2 separate regions of the Homo sapiens genome follow, and region 1 is linked to region 2. Evidence: chromatin loops called from intact Hi-C (ENCODE). Cell type or tissue: PC-3. All regions are shown on one strand. Each heading gives the region's core, and the rest is flanking DNA. Links, peaks and the distances in the headings are about the cores only.

Region 1 (11,281 bases), core at 1,435-9,434, 490 kb before region 2:
TTAAAACTGCCATCATTGAAAGCTCTACACTCAGCCAGGCATGGTGGCTTTCGCCTGTAATCTCAGCACTTTGGGATGCCGAGGTAGGTGGATCACTCGAGGTCAGGAGTTCGAGTCCAGCCTGGCCAATATAGTGAGACCCCCATCTCTACTAAAAATGCAAAAATTATTCAGGCATGGTGGTGAACACCTGTAATCCCAGCTACTCGGGAAGCTGAGGCAGGAGAATCGCTTGAACCCAGGAGGCAGAGGTTGAAGTGAGCCGAGATTGCATCCAAATTATATTTTTAAAAATATACTGGTGTCATGACTATTCTAAGTTGCCAAAGTGGTTTATTTTGCTTTGTCAAATCCATAATCCTAGGAAGACAAAAAAAACTTCAGGTACATTTTTGCTACTTGATGGGCCATTTGAACATTTACAGATGGCTTCTATTCAATTGTCATTTGTAATGCATGTTTTCTAGTTATATACAAGCTTTCTCATGCAAGAAGGCTAATGCAATAACAATAGCTAAAATAGCTTAACGGTTATCAAGAAATGTGTTTCTCTCATGGAACATTCCTAGAGAAATCTCCAACAATAAAGGTACTTGTTTCACTGGACAAGTTGTAAAACATAAGGTGTTACAGCTATAATAGCATTAGGCAAGTCTAACTGAATGGACTGAATTGTCTTGGTCAAAGGTACTGCAGACTGATAACAATCAGTTCCTCTTCCAATCAAAACATGAGTTGACCATTTATGAAATAGTCACTGTAAGGCCTCTAATAATAGAACCTTATGTATCTTCTGCACCTAAATTCTTATATGACTAAATGCTACAATGCAGGCTTCAATGCATTGTGCCAAAGTGTATTTTCATTAGGTAAAAGGAGCTTTTTATGATCCACTGACTGGGTACAGTCAAACCCTTCATGGTCTAAAACTTAGAGACTGGGCCTTCTGGAAACACCATCAGAGAAAGACTTCCCTTGCCACTCACACTGCAGTAAAATACTGGGACCTTGAACCTTGAGTCTGGCCCATCCAGCCTCTTGAAACCAAACACTTGTTAGAGACCTTAAGGTAAAGCTAACCAGAGAACTTTCTCCCTTGAAGCAGATGGCATCCTAGACATAGAAAGCTTTCCCAAGATCATGGAACAAGACTTCTCTTCCATCGTGAGATTCTTAACCTTTCTTAACTTTTGCCTTGCTTATGCCTCTTGGAACAACACAGTGGGAAAAGGGGCCTATGTGTGTGAAGTATATTTTTATTTGTGTTAGATTTCACAGACAACCTTATACATGAGCAACCTTATCTCTTGATGGATGCAAGATGAAGGGCCAGTGTAGGCTAGGAATTTTAATGACACCTTTGTTACTCCATAATCAGTCAGAAACAGAACATCAGTCCACTTCTTTTAACGTACATCCTAGGTTAAATAAAACATTGCCAAGAGGCCTTCACCTTTCTAGATGGGCATCATTTGTTAGTTCCCTTTTTCTATGGCTTGGAGTAAATGAGGTAATGATTAGAAATGTATCCCTTACAGTAGTCTGTACAGCAGATTTTACTGCAAAACCTGTGGCTGTGCAGCAGACTTCTTTAAATTCTCTTGCTAAAGTTGTGCTAGATAATAAAATTGCTCTAGATTACCTACAGGCTGAACAGGGAGAAATCTGTGCAGTGGCTTACACTTCTTATTGTACATGAATAAATACACTGGGTTTTGTAGAGATTCAGTTACAAGAGATTAATGAACAGGCTGCTTAATTAAAACATGTAGACTTTTCATCTGGCTTATTCTTTGATCTATTTAACTTTAGTTGATTAATAGGAACTAATAGGAACCTTGGCTAAGGAGCATACTCCAAATTCTTGGTATGCTCCTGCCAGTCACTATAGTAGTCATTATCATTATCATTCTGACAGTCACAATAGTATTCTCCCTGGTATGCTATATTCTCTCCAAAGTTTTAAATGTTTGCAGACAGCCATGTGTAGAATGTCAGATGGTATCTTTGACTGGAATGACAAAATCTCAAAGAAATGCCTGATCGTGAAGACACTATAACCTATCAATAATGTGCTAAGACAGAAAACCCAAAATAATGGTAATAGGAAGTAGCACCAAAGCCCTAAGTTTTGGTCACACTCTCATCTAGGTGAGAACCTGACCAAAAGAAGAGAATTGTTAAACAAAATTATGGAAGACCATTGTTCTGGACTGAACTCTTGCATTAGACCCCAACAGAACAGACCAAATCAAAACAAAATCACTCATGCTAATACAACATAATCACAGTGAAACTTTAAGGAAGAAGATAGATTCCAAAACAGTACAGTTTTTTTTTCTTCTGAAAACAGGAGATCCCAGCATAATAAAGAGGTCCCCTCTGCTCTAACCCTTACAAAAAATTAACCTAAAGTAAACAATCAGGTTATTTTTCTCTCATTCTGTTTCCATATTCCCACCTTACAAAATCCACTGTACTGCTATTTCCCAGTGGAATTTGAGACCAAATAAGTCCATTTACAATGGTGTGAGAGTGACGTCAATGCCTAAGGTTTCAGTCAACCTCTCAATCTTAAGAGGTTGACCCAAAGGGAGGAATTGTTTACATAAAGCTACCTCCTTACATATCTTAAGTTTGGCCTAGAACTTTATAAACAGACTATAACCTACTCCTGTACCAATTAGAATTTCAGATGCCTGCCAATCACAGGCAGCCAACTGTTCAAACCATGTTCAAATAAGGGAAACTCCCAGCTGTAACTAATTCAGCTGTTTCTGTGACTCATTATTGTCTTCTGTACATCACTTTTCTTGTTCTGTCCATAAATGTTATCCAACAATGTGGCAGCTCCAGAGTCGCTCTGAACCTATTTTGGTTCTCAGGGAGGCCCAATTCTCAAATCATTCTTTGCTCAATCAAACTCTGTTAAATTTAATTTGCCTAAAGTCTTTTAAATAATATCCAGCCAGGTGGGGTGGCTCACGCCTGTAATCCCAGAACTTTGGGAGGCTGAGGTGGGTGGATCACTTGAGGCCAGGAGTTCAAGACCAGCCTGGGCAACATGGCAAAACTCCATCTCTACAAAAAATACAAAAAATTAGCCAGATTTGATGGCTAATTTGGTGTCTGTAGTCCCAGCTACTTGGGAGGCTGAGGCATAAGAATCGCTTAAACCCAGGAGGTGGAGGTTACAGTGAGCCAAGATCGCACCACTGCACTCCAGCCTGGGCAACAGAGTGAGACTCTGTCTCAACAACAAAAAAATAAAGTCTTTAAAATAATACCTATAAAAATATTAACATTTTAAAAGCATTGCCATATCCAGACAATATTTTATATTTCATCTAATACCCACAACATACAGGGAATATTTATTATCACCTACATTTTTTCCAAAGCAGAAATAACCCACAGGGGTTAGGTAATTTGTTCAAGGTCATATCTGAGGAAGAATAGGAATTCAAATCTAAGTATTTTATTTGAGGTGCTTCCTACATCACCATAGCTTGATAATTGACTTAAATGGAATTCTGTTTTTATTATATAGTGTGATCTGTGTAACTCATAAAACTTGTTCAACTTCTTCAATTATATATTCTTTTTCAATTGTATTTTTATAACTCTTTTCTGTATAAAAGCAAAACCCATCTTAATTCACATCACCACCAGTTTAACCTTCATTAGTCCCAAGAGTGAAGTTGTAACCTACTATGGATAAGGCAAAATCAAAGACATAAAAATAAACAAAACATAAAACATGATTCACAAAGAATATTACAATCTAGTAGAGGCAATAAAGTGTTGCTGTGGCAGTTAAGGGCCTCCATGTTGTAAAGAAAGAGATATGCTCAGGTTAGCCTAGTTCAAGGAGAGCAAACTCAAATAGCAGACAGATTACAAAAAAACACAATGGGCTGGAGGGCGAACGCAGTAGTTGATAGCCCTTCCCAGGAAGGAGCCAACACAGGAGTCCAGACAATTGTTGCCATATTAAAACGTGGCCCTCGTGTTGCCAGTTTTACAAATTTTCAAAACATGCCAGAAATCTGGATTTTTATTTGAAATTTCATGATTGTTAAATACTGCCAATTGATTTAAAATGTAAGGTAAGAAGTAAAGAAATAAACTTTCTCAACTACCACACAACTAGGTCTCAAAACTACCGGAATGCTGTTCAGAATATGCAGCAGCTCTAGAGATATGAGGCACAACTGTATCAGCAGTGACCACCTGTCTTTTCCCCAACAGTGGTATCTAGTGTGGTACTAAAGGGTGATGGTAAAAATATTTAGCCATTAGTACATCTAATAAAAATAACCAACACTTATATTGTGCCTATTATGTGCTAGATCTCTTCTAAATGCTTTGTCTTAATTTATTTAGTCTGAAAAATATCCCATGTGATAAATACATTACCATCCTATTTCAGAGATGAGAAAAATTGAGTCAAAGAAAGACTAATCAACTAACCCAAGCTCACAAGTCTCATAAGTGACAAAGCTCAGATTTGAACCCAGCCAGTTGGCTCCAGAGCACCAAGTACTTGGCACACTCTTAATGAACACTGTCACCAGGATATCCTCCCAACCATTGCTGGGGTGCTAGGAAGCTGTAGCAAGGTCCTGGAGGGCCTGTAGGGCCAGGTACTAGTTCTTTAACTCTTTAATTGATGGGCTGTGGACAGGTCCAAGAGCCCCAGGGAAATACTAGGACAGGTAGAAAAGTTTGGGTAGAGTGGACCATTAAGAGGCTCTTGTTAGCCACTGTTTACCAATCAGTTTAGAAATATTTGACCATTTATCAAGTACTCAGTGGTGCAGCTCTCCCTGGTGGCACCATTATGTTGGAAAAGCAATGCCTGATGCATGGTAAGTACTAAACAGAGGTCAGCCACAAATATTGCCTGGGCACTATGCATTACTGAGGATTTCTGGTGGAAAGATAACTCATTCTAGATTACCTCACAGGCCCTGGCCAGCCTAGAGGTGACTTTCATTGGGTCAGGCACTATTCCCTTATCTAAGAAGCTCCAGATTCTAAACACAATAAAATAGGGGAACCTCTCAGAATCATGAAGGCATATCAAGCAGTCCGAGGATTCTTAGAGTGGGGCAGTGTGATCCAAATAGCCTGGCTTGGACTCTACAGTAATGCTGTTACTACACAGGCAGAGTATTTCAGTCTTCAGATAGGCTAACCTTAAACAGAAGAGGGCGCATTTCAGCTGAAGATAGGGAGTGAGGTAAACCAGGCTGGAAGAATCATGAGCGTAAGTACAGATATGCAGTTTCATTTTGATTGCATGGCATAAATATATACATTTAATTCATGCTTAATTTGGACAATCCCAAATTTCTGCTACAACAGGTTGATTTTCATTCTTTTGATATTTTCACCAGAGCAGCTTTTCACAATTCAAAAATGTTTCCACTATCGTTTCGTCAGATGGCTTTTTGTCTCATACATGGGAATGGCCATAAAAAATGTTTCCTCTTACATTCAAGTTCATTACAAGACATTTTCATAATTCATGTTTTTCTCACCATGGTGATTCTTTTGAAATGGTGTTTATATGGTTTAATATAAGTTTATCATTTTGCATTTCAACTCAGTGACTTGATCAAATTAACTAAAAAACGCTTAACCTAAAGGAATACTGCCAAGCATTAAATGTAGACCCTAATTTGACCTAATAAATTTCTTTCCAATATAATAATGAGTTATTTAGGTTCTAAATATCAATGATTTTATTGATTTAGTTTTAATTTTCTCTAACAGTTACCTTTTTAATGTCAATACAAAAAAAAAAAACTTTTTTTGACCCCTATATAATAGTTATAGTCCGAGGTGTAGGCATTAATGCATTTACCAAACATCTGATTTTGTTAATGAGAGAGGTGCATGAAAACGCAAACAAGCAAATCAAAATTTCATCAAGTTTTAACCTCTGTTAGAAATAGTGGAAAAAGGGATCGATAATTATCAAACTTAAAAGAATATGTCAAAGAGGAAAGAATGTGCCTTCAGTTACCTTTAAGTGTGTTCTTCAAAGAAAAAAGAAAGAAAATGTGCTTAAAATATTTACAGAAGTGTTATTTCAAAGACTACATCACAAACTTGTATTAATTACTTTAAAAATATCCGTACCTATTAACCTTGTATTCCTACTCCTAGCAACTTGGTTTAAGAAAATAATCCAAGATACGTCATGTATGTTCAGTGCCACCTTCATTATAATAGTAAAAATGTGAAAGTAGCATACGAGAAAGTAGAAAGAGTTAAATACACGTGGCAATTCTTTTCAAGTGATTTACCATTTAAAAATAAGCGCTTCTGGCCGGGCGCGGTGGCTCACGTCTGTAATCCCAGCACTTTGGAGGCCGAGGCAGGTAGATCACCTGAGGTCAGGAGTTTGAGACCAGCCTGGCCAACATGGTGAAACCCCGCCTCTAGTAAAAATACAAAAATTAGCCGGGTGTGGTAGCGGGTGCCTGTAATCCCAGCTACTCCAGAGGCTGAAGCAGGAGAATTGCTTGAATTTGGGAGGCAGAGGTTGCAGTGAGCCGAGATCTCGTCATTGCACTCCAGCCTGGGCAACAGAGCAAGACTCTATCTCAAAAAGAAAAAAATAAAGCTCTTCCATTTTCCATCTTTTGTCACCTGGATTGACACAATTTTTTTCAATATCTTCTTTTTTGAAGTGTCTTTTTAAAACTGCCCATTTTTATAAGATTGTCTAGTGGGGTTTTTTTGGCGTTTTCCTTTAATTTTTTAAACTGACAGATAAAATTGTATGTATGTATACCACAAAATGTTTTAAAGTATGTATACATTATGGAATGGTTACATCTAGCTAATTAAATATGCATTATTTCACATACTTATCACTTGGTGATGAGAACACTTAACATCTGCTTTCTTAGAATTTTCAAGAAGGTATATTATTAGCTATAGCCACAATGCTGTGTATTAGATGTCTTGAATTTATTATTCCTATTTAACTGTAATTTTGTATTCTTTGACCAACTCCACAATTTCTAGCCATTCTCTGTGCATCCAATGTTACCCTTCTTCTATTCATCCTTCATACTACTGCCATGTTATTTTTCTATAACACAATTTTGGTTTTGTTATTTCTTTGCTGAAAATACCTCCACAATTCTCCCTTCACCTTCAGGGAAAACTCAAATTGGTATTCTCTAAGGCTCTGCATAATCCAGGCTCTCAACAATCTCTCCAGCCTTCACAGCTGGGAATTTTCACATACAAACCCTATCTCCATCTGTACAAAACTAGTTTTATCATTTCTTGGGGTCACACTGTTTCCTTCTTTCCTAGGCTCCTGTTGATTATCTAGCCTGTCCTGATAAGACAGTTACCTACTTTTCTGGCCACAACCAAAAATTAACCTGCAGGGTGGTTTGATGTAGCCATCCATTACAAAATGATTAATGTTCTTATTTGGGGACAGAAGGGCTACAAAAGGTGACCTAGATCTCCTTTCCTTTTAAAATGTTTATTAATTTTAATTGACAAGTAAAAATTATATATATTTATGGTATACAATATAATCTTTTGATATATGTATACATTGTGGAATGGCTAAATTAAGCTATTAGGATATATATTATCTCCCATTTTTTGTGGTGAAAACACTGAAAATCTATTCTCTCAGCAATTTTTATATATACAATATGAAGGTATGTCAAAAAGTTCATGGAAATGGAATTAAAAGATAAAAATATAAAATATAAACTTTATTTCTCAACATAAGCTCTATCAAGGTTAATATACTTTTGTAAGCAATCATAGCAGCCATTTAGTGCATCCCTTTAAAAATGAGGGTCCTGGAAGATAAACATATGAATGCGGTCTTTTTTACATTATTAACTAAAGAAAAATGAATCCCCTTTACAGATTTTTGTAAGATTAGGAAACAAAAGGAAGACAGAAGGAGCCAAATCAGTGCTGTAAACTGGATGCTTATGATCTCCCATCAAAATGCTCACAAAATTACCCTTGTTCGATGCAAGGCATGAGCAGGAGCATCATCGTGGTGAAGTAGAACTCTCTAGTGAAGGTTTCCTGGGCATTTTTCTGCTAAAGTGTTGGCTAACTTTCTCAAAACACTTTCCTAATAAGTAGGTCTCATTCTTTGGCCCTCTAGAGAGTCAACAAGCAAAATGCCTTGAGCATCTCAAAAAACACAATTGCCATGACGTTTGCTCTTGACTGGTCCACTTTTGCTTTGACTGGACCACTTCTACCTCTTGCTAGCCATTGCTGTAATTGTGCAGTATCTTCAGGATCATACTGGTAAAGCCATGTTTATCTCCTGTTACAATTCTTTGAAGAAATTCTTCAGAATCTTGATCATACCGGTTTAAAATTTCCACTGAAAGCTCTTCTCTTATCTCCAATTGATCTGGGTACAATGGTTTTGGCACACATCAAGTAGAAACTTTGCTGTACTTTAAGTTTTCAGTCAGAATTGTGTAAACTTAACTAACTGAGATGTCTATGGTGTTGGCTATTGTTTCTGCTGTTAATCGCCAGCCGTCTTCAATCAAGGCATGAACAATTAGGGCAAATTGATGTGGATGATCTGCCACTTCAGCCTTCATCTTCAACATTGTTTAATCTCTTCTCAAAAAGAGTCACCCATTTCAAACTGCTGATTTATTTGGAGCATTGTCCCCACAAACTTTTTATAAAGCATCAAGGATTTCACCATTCTTCCACCCCAGCTTCACCATAAATTTGATGTTCATTCTTGCTTTGATTTTAGCAGAATTCATGCTGCTCTGATACATGCTGTATTCAAACTGATGTCCTATGCTTAATGCCTCAAACTATATCCTGTTCAGACATGTCATAACAAATTAGCATGAATTTACTTTGGTTCAAAATATTTTAAAATCCACGCACAGTTTTTATAATACACATTTTCCATGAACTTTTTGAGGTCCTCTTATATATTATTATTAACTGTAGTCACCATGTGGTACAGCAGATCTCTTGAAACTACTCTTCTTTCTAAATAAAATTTTTTATTCTTTGACCAACATCTCCCCAATCCCTTCACCACCCACCCTCTGTTAACCACATTCTACTCTCTGCTTCTCTGAGTTCAACCTTTTTACACATCACATATAAGTGAGATCATGAAGTATGTGTCTTTCTGTGTCTGGCTTATTTCACTTAACATAATGTCCTCTAGGTCCATTCATGTTTTAACAAATGACAGAAAATTTTATTTGGCACTTAAGGGATCATAATGCCTGGGCTAAGCTAATTATTGCCTGTTTAAGGCTTCCTTCCTTTCAAAGGCTGAATACTATCCCATTGTGTATATATATCACTTTTTCTTTATCCATTCATCTATTGCCAGATGCTTAGGTCAATTCTATATCTTAGCTATTGTGAATAATGCTGTAATAAACATGGGAGTGTAGATATCTCTTCAACATACTGATTCCACACCCTTTGGATATATATCCAGTAGTGGATTGCTGAATCATATATAGTAGCTCTATTTTTAATGGATGATTGATGTTCTTAAGTCTCCAATGAAAGTAGAATCCTTATTAAACTTTCTGTCCCTTCAAATAACTCATAGTTATGTTGTCTTCATTATAATTGGTAAATTATATAGTATCCCTTTGGAGATCTCACCTAATGCTTCATTAAATAACTTTCAGTATCATTAAAGTAGAGCTTTCGTCCATGTATAAGTTTTTTTTCTCCAAACTAAAAGGCATTAATTACTTTAGTCCCAGGCATTATGATCTCTTAAGTGCCAAGTATACATTTAAGTGTCCCTTGTAGAATTGAGAAACACTACAGCTAGGTCAGGATACCATAAAACAAGGAACTATTTATATCTCTAATACCCACTTGGGTAATCTGGAGTAGAGATTACATTGATCTGAACTAGGAGAATAGCTCTGGAGAAGCGGGCGAAATGAGCATAGTGCAGACATACTTGGGAAGTGGATTTCGCAGCTTGGTAACTAGCTGGATATAGGAAGTGTCAGAGACAGAGGAATGAAAAATGACAACCACATTTCTGACTAGGAAACCCAAAAAGCAAAGACTTGAGAAAGGAAATTATGAGTTCTGTTTTGGGCATATGGAATCTAAGGTGATTGTGTCATCTGGAGGTGTCCAGCAAGCATTGACCATAAGGGTCAAAATGTAAAAGACAAAATGGAAGGAAAAAATAGCCTTGACAGTGGTTGGAATTATTAAGGGAAAGAACAGGGACTGAGAAAATAAGAGATGTAAAAGAGAACTGAGATGTTCATTTAAATGGTGCACAGTAAAAATAAATAAATAAATAAATAGAACTAAAAACCCACCATAGTTAATGAGTAAACATAAAAAGGAAGTACCAATGGACCATGCTGCTGAAATGATAAATAAGATTGTTATTAATACTTGCCCTTTGTATTTTGCAACCCAAGTCACTGGAGGCCTTGGTAAGGACAGTCACGGTGGAAGCATGTGAGCAGCAGCTAGATCCAGTGAGTTGAAAAGGAATGTGAGTTGTTTAGCCCAGGATCTACACCCAGCAGGCACACAAGAAATATTATCAAATGAAAATATGAAATACAACTCAAAAGTATGAAGTAAAGAAGACAGAAAATATGTCTACCAGGGGAGTACATAGAGGTTCAAGAAAAGTTTACGTTGCTTTTAGGTAGAGAAGACTTGCATATATTTAAATGCTAAGACAGCCAGGCACAGTGGCTTACACCTGTAATCTCAGCACTTTGGGAGGCCAAGGTGGGCAAATGACTTGAGGCCAGGAGTTTGAGACCAGCCTGGCCAACATAACAAGACCCCCATCTCTACTAAAAATATAAAAATTAGCTGGACATGGTGGTGCACGCCTGTAATCCCAGCTACTCGGGAGACTGAGGCACAAGAATCACTTGAATCCGGGAGGTGGAGGTTGCAGTGAGCCAAGATTGCACCACTGCACTCCAACCTGGGCAACAGAGTGAGACCCTGTCTCAAAAATAAATAAATAAATAAATAAATAAATAAATACATACATACATACATACATACATGCATACATACATATACACATATATAAATACATGCTTAATGAAAGGAAACAAAAAAGGAGATGTAGGAGAGAGTAGAAAAAAAATAAAGGGAGGTCCCTGGGAGGACAGAAAAGATGGAATCTGGGATTGAAATAAAGGAATTAACTTTAATACATTTTCCTCTATCAGAGGAAGGAAAAGGGGTAGATCGTTAGAAGAAA
Region 2 (11,281 bases), core at 1,686-9,685:
AAAGTCCCAAGTAGTACAAGGACATGAGCGTGTAATCTTGGACATTTTGCTAATTTAAGTTTTGGCTGCTCACTTCCAGTTATCTCACTCTTTTGAAAAAACTGGTAAAGATAACACCTCATAGGATTGTCTCTAGGAATAACTTCAAGTGTTTTAAAAGATATTTCCAAATGGATTAAGAAATTCTAAGTGACAAGTAAATTTTCCTTCTCCCTTCTTCCTTTCCTGTCAAGGCTGAAAGAGAAAATGTAAGAGGAGCCACAACGATGGTGCTGTGGTTCTCCCACCAAATGAATATTGCTTACAGAATGGCGCTTGATTACTGGTGGGAGTTCCCATCTGGAGGAATGTTTTGTGAAGATATTTTTGCAGCCATATTTGATTATAGTTCTAGGGCTTGTAATGCCTTTTGATTTCTGAAAGAAGGAAACGATCTTTTGATTAAATATTCTTAATATAACAAAATAATGATTCTGCGACAGAGACACCCAGATGAACCTAATTGAGTTTCAGTTGTCTTTTCAACTGGCTATGAGAGGGTATATTCAGTTTTTAGGAAGAAAGTGAAATTAGATATGAATGAAAAGTTAAATAAGTGTGAAAGGTCTTAGGAAAATTATAGAAGTTTATGCAATTAGAATCAAAACTAAAGTAAAACAAAAAATATATATCTAGGTCGATACGTGAGAAACAAGACCCAAACGAGTGAAAGTCCTTACTGCCGGAACAAGATGTATCGAGTGATATAGGATTCTAGACATTTGAGCCATTTTTATCCCATATTCAGTTACAGTCTCTACTTTAGGGGATGCTAAACTAAAATTAAGATGACTAAAGATTTTGGATTAACTCTTAAAGAGCATATAGTCTCTTTTTATCTTAGACCTGTATAGCTCCTGTTCATAGTGGCAAACTTTTGGCTTCCTGTTCTGTTGATGGGACTATTCAGTTATGGATATTCTAGGGTTTTGAGAGCATTAGAACCATGTACAGCCATGACCATGATGTTTCATCATTAGCCATTGAGCACAATGGATACAATATAGTGTCTACCTCATGGGATTAAAACCATTAAAATGTAGGCAATGTAGACTGGCTCTTTTTGTGGCCAAATTAATATGGTGTCCTGACTTCCATCTGTGCTAGTGAACAGACAGTGTGGAAGGGTTGATAGGAACAACAAATCCAGTGCTATGCTCAGAGAATATGAAAATGTGATAAAATGCATTTCTTGGGGCTACATATGGCCCACATTTTTATATCTCTTGAGCAAAAGGAGGTGAGACTAGAAAAAGTGGCAAATCTGTATCTCTCTTGCTGTCAGAGATGAGACTGTGAAAATAAGGGATGTAAGCACCAGTTTGTGGGTAAACTTAAATTTCCACAAGATGAAACCACATGGGCTTACTGCAAGTATAGTGTTCCCCTGTGAAATCAAGGTTACCCACTTTGAACCATCCTTAAGTGTATATTCCCTCTTCAGAAATACATTTGAAAAAAAGATGGGGGAAGATTTGCAAGTATCTGTATATCTTTGTCATTTCTAACCCTGTTTGAATACTAGTCACATGTGACAATTTTTATGTGTTTCTCAGTCAGTCGGGAAAGTGAATAGCTTAACTTCTTTTTAAACTATTTTAAAAGACTCAAATAATTTAAAACAGACAATTTTGACATTATAGTACAGGATATTTGATTCCATGAAAACCAAGATTTGATAATTTGAGGTTCTCAGGAAGAAAATTCTCATGATTTCTAGTCTTCCTGGTGTGATTACAGAATAAAATAATGAGCATTTTTCTGTTATAAAAAATTGAATATAGGCATACACTGTCAGTTTTGTTTATAAAATACCTCAGTGCTGTGCAATTGAACTATGTGTTACATTAGGGAATTGGCCATAGCCTGCTCTCATTCATCAGGCATCTTCCTTCTGCCTGATCCCTACCAGGGCTCTCTGAAGAACAGGCTGAGCTGATTGCTTCTGTGACACTCCCTGCTTCAATTTTCTTTTTCTGTTCTGTAGGGTGACATTCATTTCATTTTTTTTCCACAGGAAAATAATCAAGCTATATTTATGCACTCTTATTTCTGTTACAGTTTATAACTAAGGGCTTGAAGCAAACAAGAAATTATTTGGCAGAAAATATGAGGCAACCTTTCATAATTACCACAGCATAGAAGATCTACATGCTGGTGACTGACAGCTATGTGCATAAAGTGCTTAGGTGCATAGATCAAATTTCCAGGAAGTCAAATATATTTCTTCTAAAATATATATATATATGTATATGTGTATATATATATATGTATATGTGTGTATATATATATATATATATATATATATATATATAATTTTTTTTTTTGAGACAGTTTCACTCTTGTCACCCAGCTGGAGTGCAATGGCACGATCTCAGCTTACCACAACCTCCGCCTCCCGGGTTCAAGTGATTCTCCTGCCTCAGCCTCCTGAGTAGCTGGGATTACAGGTGCCTGCCACCACACCCAGCTAATTTTTGTATTATTAGTAGAGACAGGGTCTTGCCATGTTGGCCAGGGTGGTCTTGAACTCCTGACCTCGGGTGATCCACCCGCCTTGGCCTCCCAAAGTGCTGGGATTACAGACATGAGCCACCGTGCCCGGCTCCTAAATTTTTTTTATTACTGTATTATATAATTTTAATACAAACTACAGTTGAGATTTTAACTTATATTTCAATGATTCAAACAGTGCTACATGTTTCCCCTCCCCCTTCATTTAGATCAGATCCTAACTTCTTCACTACAATCCGAATCAATCAATGCCTACACAGCATTATTAGCTAACTAGGATAGCCTCTGTCCACAGAGAGACTTTCAGTTAGTGAAATAATAAATAAACATGTAATTATTGATTTTTCACCAACTATCCAGCACAGGAATGATGCAGCTGGGAATCCAAAAGAAATGGAAAGAATTTATGATTAATCTTGTTGAGGGACAAGATTAAGATTATGAAATTGCTGCTATTCTAATGCTTTGATTTATGAAAATGGTACCTTCATATAATTCAAAGCAGTGATTGTAAATGACAAAACAGTATTTAATTAGATACCAAATTATAGGATAAAACCACAAGTGCTATGTAGGCTTTGTGTAGGTAGAATATAAGAGATCCAAGTTTGTCAGAGAACATTACATGAATGAGTAGGTACTGGGAGAGGTAAAGAGGACTAGGGCAGGAATTCCAGGCAAGAGGAAGCTTGACGGTGGACTGAACGAGAGCGATGGATCTCAGGTAGCATGAACTGGTTGTTTATGCACTGTTGGAGTCGAGAAGCTGAGCCTGGGCGGGGGAGAATGGAACAGCAAATATCAGCTGGGCTGCTGTAGCACTAATTGTGGAGGATTGCTCAAAGTGAAAGGGAAGGATGAGAAACACATTGGAGGATGTGTTCTGTTCTCTGACGGTTCTCACTGGATGAGATTTCTACTTTCTGACTTCCACGTTTTCTATCACTTACGTATATCTTTGCATTCAGTGCTATTTATATTCCAGATACGTATTAGACATTGTGATAGAGGTTGTGTGTGCCAGACATGGTTCCTGGTTTAGTGTTGTTAATTAACAAAACTTTAAGTACCTGTGTTTTGCTTTTCTAAATTGATTGTAAGTTTTACCACATCAGGGACCATGCATTTTTATATTCATTCTTTAAAAAACTGTTGAGTATTTATATGTGACAGCCACTATTGATATAAAAGGAATGTAGTGGTTCTGGTTTGCAAGATATCCAGATAGTTTTTAAAAGGTATGAGAATTGTTACCAATGAACTGCAGTGAGATTAATTGTTAAATTTTTCTGGAAGAGGCTGGGCGCGGAGTGGCTCACGCCTGTAATCCCAGCACTTTGGGCGGCTGAGGTGGGTGGATCACCTGAGGTCAGGAGTTCATGACCAGCCTGACCAACATGATGAAACCGCGTCTCTATTAAAAATACAAAAAAACCTAGCTGGGCGTGGTGGTGGGTGCCTGTAATCCCAGCTACTCAGAAGGCTGAGGCAGGAGAATCACTTGAACCTGGCAGATGGAGGTTGCAGTAAGCCAAGATCCTGCCACTGAACTCCAGCCTGGGTGACAGAGCGAGACTCCGTCTCAAAAAACAAACAAAAATTTCTGGAAGAGTTAAAGACTCAAAGAAGAATGATCTTTTGAGTTGAGACTTAAAGGGCAGTGTTTTGGAGGCATGCCTATGAAGCATGGGTGGCTCAGGAAGGTGGAACAGCCTGCACAGAAGTGGGGGACACAGTCACATGACACAGGATGTACACATGTGCTAATATTGCCAAGTATGGGGTGGAATGAAACCAAAGGAGATTGTGCAAATGGGTAGGGGCTTGATAAGTGTCTTTGTATATTATGCAGAGGAGCTTAGGTGGTATGCTATGATGAAACATGTTGATTAGCTAAGAAATGTTTGGACTTGTATGTTAGAACCATCCCATGTAACAAAGAGGAGAATAGAGGGGAAGAAGGACATGACTGAGCGGAGAGACTAGAAATGAGGCTATTGCTATTGCAATAGTGTGTGACAGAGAAGCCAGGAGCAATGAGAATAGAAAGAAGGAGAAAAAAACAAAAAGTAACTGGAAAGTAAAATGGAGAGATCTTGTGTTTCATAGAACATGGGGGATGAAATGGAGAGAGACCAGGACCTCGTCTGTCTTGTTAATAACTGCTTCCCCAGCACCTAAAAGAAGGCCTTATCTAGGTGCCCAACCAATATTTGTCCAAATGAATGAAAGGGAAAAATTGAGATGATTCCTGGGTTTCTGGCTGAAGCAGAATGTTTATAACAGTTACCAACAGAAGGGATACAGGAGGGGAAGTCATGTATTCATCTGTGGACTACTGTGGGATATATAGGGTGGGTTCTAGAAGAGCCAGTCTCTAAGATGTACATTACAAGAGAGTGGAGGGCAGGAAAGGAAGAGAAGCTAATGAAGAAAACACCAAATATGACTGCAGAAGCATAGGAAGAGGCTTAGGTTAGGTAAAAATCATAAGTCAAAGGGACATTTTCATGATGAAGTGTTTGACAGGATATTTCCAGAGAGCTCAATGGTGGTGGCAGTATTTGGTGGCAGTATTTGCAAAATGAGTGTTCAGCTTTGAAAGACTCAGAGAAGACTATCATCAGTGTTGTCCCCTTGCTTTTTTATGGACATATCAGAAATTAGAGGTTGGCTTACTCAAGTTATTTTATAAACTCTGGGACTTTGTGCATCTCTTCACCTGAGGAAGATAAAGGCAGCATATGGTATGGTGATTTTTATAGTAACAACCAATATGTAGGTTAAAGATCAATATTACTAGGCAATAACATCTAAATGTATATGTACTACTATAATAACATTGACTTGGGTCATTTCTTCTATAGAATAGATAATTGTAAATTGTATGGTTAATAATAACGATATGTTTTAAAAGACTCACTTCTTTAATTCATAGCTTTATGCTATATAAATTGATGAATAATCCCTATATATGATATTATGGCCAATAATTACATACCTTAGTCCATACTTGCATGTGGTCTAATTTAGCTGGCTCCTGGAGATTTTCAGTAGTTGCCTTCAAATATTACTTGCATAAGGAGGGGAAGAGGAGGGAGAGCATTAGGACAAATACCTAATGCATGCGGGGCTTAAAACCTAGATGACAGATTGATAGATGCAGCAAACTACCATGGCACATGTATACCTATGTAACAAACCTGCACGTTCTGCACATGCATCCCAGAACTTAAAGTAAAATTAAAAAAAAAAACAAATATTAGTTGCATAAAAAGCACCTAAGATTCTTGATAAAATTTTATTTTATTTTATTCTAATTTTTGATTCAAGAAGGCCTGGGAACTAGAGTTTTAACAAGCACATTCATGTTATTTTAATATATGTGTGAAGAGCTCTTATTTGGAGAAACTCTATCTTAAATCATTACACAATATGTATATATTCAATATACATGATTCAATATATTGTATATTGAAACATCACGTTATACCCCATAAATATGTACAATTATTGTGTCCATTTAAAGAAAAAGCTCTTTAGTATGATTTGTATTTTTCAGCTGGTCTTCTTGCTCCCTCATGTGGTGCAATGTGCAACTGTATGTTTTAGAGCTCTCATTTTCAGTTTTTAGAAAATGAACTTCACAGTTTATCAATCTGTTATCTAACCTTTATTTAACCATGCAATAAACCTATAAATGCAAATGTAGAATTAGCATTAATTCCTCTGCATACAAAGCAAAATACTAGAGAGGACTAGAAAATGTCACATGTAAGATTTCACAATTTAGAAATGAGGTGGCTAAAACATTGCTTTATATTTTTTATGTGTGTGTTAAAGATTTTGAAGGAGAATTTGGTAGATGCGTACTAAAGGGTTTTGGTGGCAGTATTTCAGTATCATGGTCCAGGTGTTTGTCTTTTGCTTGGGTTCTCCCTATTTGACTCTATCAGGATTTAGAATATCTGTTTTGAAACAAGACAGACCTAGGGTCTGCAATATTCATTTGAAGTTTTCATTTGCCAGGCTTTTTTTTTTTTCAAATCAGAAGGGTTTAATTGATAAATATATGATAAGTGGTGTGCAGAGTAAAGGGTTAGGAGTAGGAATTCTTTATTTCCCTTCCTGCGCTATAGTGGGCACATTCATAGATATTTATTAAAACCATTGGAGAGAAGCTTTGTGGGTGATACAGTGATAAATCACCATTTCTATAAGTGAGAAGAGAAATTTAGAACTTTGCAGCCAGCCAAAGCCTGTAACAAAGGCTCCACATCCTAATGCAGAACAGGCTGTCCATGCTCAGACAAAGGGGAATTGATGGAAGAGTTGCGAGGAGGGGAACCGCTGGGGAAATACTAATAGAGGACATAGCATTTGAACTGAGAATCCCTAAGAATGACCACTCTTTAGGAATCCTTGTGAAGCTCTGTTGTGGACTTATATCTCATGCAATTATTTGTTCTTATTGTGGTTATTTTATTCATTCATTAAATACTGATTATGGTCAGACACTGGGCTAAGCATGGGTGTATAAAGTTGAACAGGGCTGACTTGATCTCTTTCTATGTAAAGCTCCCATTCTGTTAGTGAAAACAGACAAGAAACAACTATATTAAAAATAAATAAAAGGATACTAAATTAAAGTAATGGCAATGAAGGAAGTAAATAAGAAGCTGAGGTAGAGAATAACTTGGATGGGGTGGGACAAGACTTACTTTGGTGAAGGTGGCTACAGAAGGCCCTTTTGAGAAAAGATACACTACCGTGTTTATTGAGTACAATGATTTTTTTTCTTTTTCTTTTTCTTGAGACAGAGTTTTGCTCTTGTTGCCCAGGCTGGAGTGCAACACTGCAATCTCGGCTCACTGCAACCTCCGCCTCCTGGGTTCAAGCGATTCTCATGCCTCAGCCTCCCAAGTAGCTAGGATTACAGGTGTGCACCACCATGCCTGGCTAATTTTGTATTTTTAGTAGAGACGGGGTTTCTCCATGTTGGTCAGGCTGCTCTCAAACTCCTGACCTCAGGTGATCCACCCACCTTGGCCTCCCAAAGTGCTGGGATTACAGGCGTGAGTCACCGCGCCTGGCCGAGTCCAACAATATTTTAAGAGCTTCCCATGTATTAAGTTCGTTATTCCTCACAACGCTGTAAGGAAATACACTGTTACTATACTCATTTGATAGGTTAGAAAATAGAGGCACAAAGACATTAAGTAACTTGACACATAATTTGCACATGGTGGAGACTGATTCATGTCTACATCACCAGTCTCTAGAGCCTGCTCCCTTGACCACTATGATAGCTATTTCCTGTCAAGGCTGAGGAAAAAGCATGCACCAAACCTCTGAGACAGGAAAGCACTTGGTGGTTAAGGCACTGGAAGAAGAGCTGTAGGAGAAAAGCACAGAGATAGTGAGAGTGGCCTGGTTGTGTTCAGAGATGCAGACTGGGATCTGATCCTGAAGGCCCTTTGAGAACATGATAAGGAGGTTTGGATTGCATTCTAAGTGCAGTAAAAAGCCACAGATGGGTTTTAAACAAGGTTCAGACATGATCTAATAAACCTTTTAAGAGGCTAACTCTTATTACAATGTGGATAATTAATTGCAGGCAGGAAATCAGTAGGGAGACCAGTCAGGAAGAGGTCATGAGGTTTCAGCATAGGGATGGGGAAGAGATTCAAACAAATTTTGGAGGTAGAATGAATAGTACTTTACATGATAGAGTACCCCATCCTAGCAGACATGGTGGGAGTCTGAAATACCACATTTCATTTGGGGTGTAGGCTCCTTTCAGACATATGCTGATACAGAAAAGAGTGTTTGGTATTAAGAGACAGTCACTGATTGAGTTGAAAAAAACAGAATATGTTATTTACCCTAGCACCGTAGAACCACTGACAGCTGAGAGAAAGGTCTTTTTCTGTTACAATATGTTGATCTCACAGATGAAAACACTGAACTCAGAGAAGTTAGGTGATTAATTGCTTAACTGTTGATTGCAGACTTAAAAGTAAAACATAGGTAATTTTCCTTGACTTAGCACATGCATAACTAGTTTCTACTTAAGAGAGACAAATGTAAGTTATAAGTTGATTTCCCACCAATTCCAGGGCACTAGAGTACTTTGTTACAGGCTGAGTACTTTCTTAATTTCTTGCTCCTTTAATTTAGAATGGTTTTCTTTGAGGGCAACAACCATTTCCATTTTATAACACATGGAAAAATGAGAATTTCCCTTCTCTCTTCAGACATGGAAACAGAAAGAAACAGAGGAAAGGACAAATCAATAAACTTACTTCCCATGTGACTTGGTCACCTTCCCTGTCCTCATGTTTGCCTGTAGGAATTTTTTCTTTTGATTATGAAAGGTAGCTGATATGGTTAGGTTTTGTGTTCCCACGCAAACCTCATCTTGAATTGTAATCCCCATAATCCCCAGGTGTCAAGGGAGAGACCAGGTGGAGGTAATTAAATCATGGGGGTGGTTTTCCTCATGCGTTCTCGTGATAGTGAGTGAGTTCTCAGGAGATCTGATGGTTTTATAAGGAGAAATTCTCCCCTTTACTAGGCACGTCTTCCTGCTGCCTTGTGAAGAAAGTACTCTGCTTCCTCTTCCCCTTCCACCATGCTTGTAAATTTCCGGAGGCCTCCCCAGCCATGCTGAACAGTGAGTCAATTAAACTTCTTTCCTTTGTAAATTACCCAGTCTCTGGCAGTTCTTTACAGCAGCATGAAAACTGACTAATACAGTAGCCCTGATGCAAAGTAGAGCTTCAGAAAGGATCAGGGAACTGCTAAGTACTTTGGACTACAGCGAACATGCTCAAGGCAGAAAACAGGAGGAGGCTGCATCTAGGCAAAGGTCTTTTTTTTACCACAGCCAATTAGAGTGTCCCTGAGGAATCTCTAAAGTATTCTTAAAGGAGCGAGGCAAGTCCTAGAGGGTTCAGTTAATCTTACCATGGCCTTTCTGTCCAGTAAAAAATATCAAGTTATTTTGCAGTGCTGAGTGGTTGTTTGCCAGCTGAAACTTCAGGTGGAATTCATAATGGAAGCTGATGTCTGAGATCCGTGAATAAGCCAGGAATGAGGTGTATCCAAAGGCATCTGTGCCACTGAACCTTGGCTGAGTAATATTAATAGCTGTGAAAAAACCCAAACCAAACAGTTAAAATAAACCTGTACATGTATTTGTAAAGTGAGGGTTACGTTTTGCTGATGCATCTGGCCAGATAGTCTGTTTACTATTACATTAATTATACTTTAGTGCCCTTCAGCATTGAGCAACTAAGTGACTCAACAGGAAATTTCAAAACCAGAACAAAGGAAATGCAGTGTTTTGAGATCTTCTATATAATCCTTTCACTAGCATACTCTTTCTACATAATGGATAATTTACTTAAAAAGCAAACCCCTATATTTTGAAACTTAATTTTAGAAATAGAAAAGATTACTGGCAGCCAAACAAAGTATTTACTCAGGTGCCTCGTAAACATGATTTGGCATCCAAAACCTGGATATGACTTAGAGAGGAGCTCACACCTTTGAACAAACTGTGCTTTTCTAATCCTGCACCTTTATCTGAGCCAAAGCCCCAGGTCAGGGCTAGGAAAGTCAAGAAATAGGAAGGAAATCGGTCAGTTTTCTATCATCATTGGTGAGTGACCAGAGCTTTTCTTTAAGTAAAAATAATTGTCTAAAAGAAATGTTCATTATTTCTTTGCTGAGATGCTTCTTAAGTAATAAAAACATGGAATTCAATTGGTGTGAAAGTGTAGGGAGATTTATTAAAAACAGGAAATGGTAAAATTAGATGAAGTTCAAGGGCCAGTGTGAACAAAATAGAATTTAACTGAGGGTTGCTTCTTGTATCGAACTCTTCTCTTTCATTGTACTGTTTCCTTCATAAGTCTCCACTGGTTTTTTAAATCTCCTTACCCAAAGAGGACAACAGAAAATAGAAAGGGGATTTTGACACCCCATTCCTGTCTTTTATGGATGATGTCACCAGATTAAGGGATGTTCCTAGGATCTATTTTTATTGGTTGGGGACAGCTCGGTTGAGGAAATAAGAGCTTATGTTGTTTCCTTCTCAAGAGATGTTGGAACTCCAGGGAAGCTGTAAAATTAGAATTTTTACAAGCCTTAAGAAATATACTCACTCTGGTATGTAACACTTAAAAGAGCTTCTTATGTCTGTTTATAATTGTGTATACAGCAAATAATTTAGGAAAAATGATGCTTATTATCAAAGGCTTGTATATCTTTGTTTTATATGACTATTAAACTAAGATATTTGTGTGAATAAACTGAATACTTTGTTTTGATATTTTATTAAAATCTTATCAGTTTATTATGACTATTAAACTAAGATATTTGTGTGAAGCTGAATACTTTGTTTTGATATTTTATTAAAATCTTATCAGTTTATTCCCTGGGATGTGTGGCATAGGTTAAATGTAATTTTCTCAAAACTCACCAGAATGTGAAGTAGGGACTTTTGAGACATATTGCTTCTTATACTTATTTTTTAATCTAATGAAAACTTTATAATTTGTGTCCCTGAGATAATAACACTCTCAGGTATATCACTTTCAGTAGTACTATGGGGAGGGTGATTGAGGGAAATGAAATGTACTGGAGTTGAAACAGAATAAAAATACTGACCATCATTCAATGTTGGCATTAAAAACTATGAAAATAGAATTCAGTTAAATTT

What was found. Peaks named below come from ENCODE experiments on the same cell type or tissue, not always from the same donor. Only the 100,000 strongest peaks of a DNase experiment are listed, where the experiment ranks them.
Region 1: it touches region 2 in a loop (13-fold over the local background); 12 of 110 quality-filtered maps call a loop at or near these places.

Annotation. Positions count from the first base shown.
Region 1 is chr6:63,302,813-63,314,093 of GRCh38, forward strand. The region is part of intron 1 of LGSN (lengsin, lens protein with glutamine synthetase domain); the gene reads right to left. Among named protein-coding and RNA genes, the nearest start is that of LGSN, 12 kb to the right of the region's middle. In PC-3, for the core only: a CTCF peak has its summit at 5,193 (motif pointing right); a DNase peak (open chromatin) is centred at 5,219; H3K4me3 peaks cover 348 bases.
Region 2 is chr6:63,796,668-63,807,948 of GRCh38, forward strand. It overlaps EYS (eyes shut homolog), which reads right to left. Exons shown (of 43, transcript NM_001142800.2): 37 at 9,523-9,705. SCAT8 (S-phase cancer associated transcript 8) reads left to right here and starts at 10,169. Exons shown (of 2, transcript NR_157848.1): 1 at 10,169-10,219. It also overlaps the pseudogene LOC100422587. RefSeq lists an enhancer at 3,479-3,548. In PC-3, for the core only: a CTCF peak has its summit at 6,165; a DNase peak (open chromatin) is centred at 7,794; H3K4me3 peaks cover 1,061 bases; H3K27ac peaks cover 3,538 bases.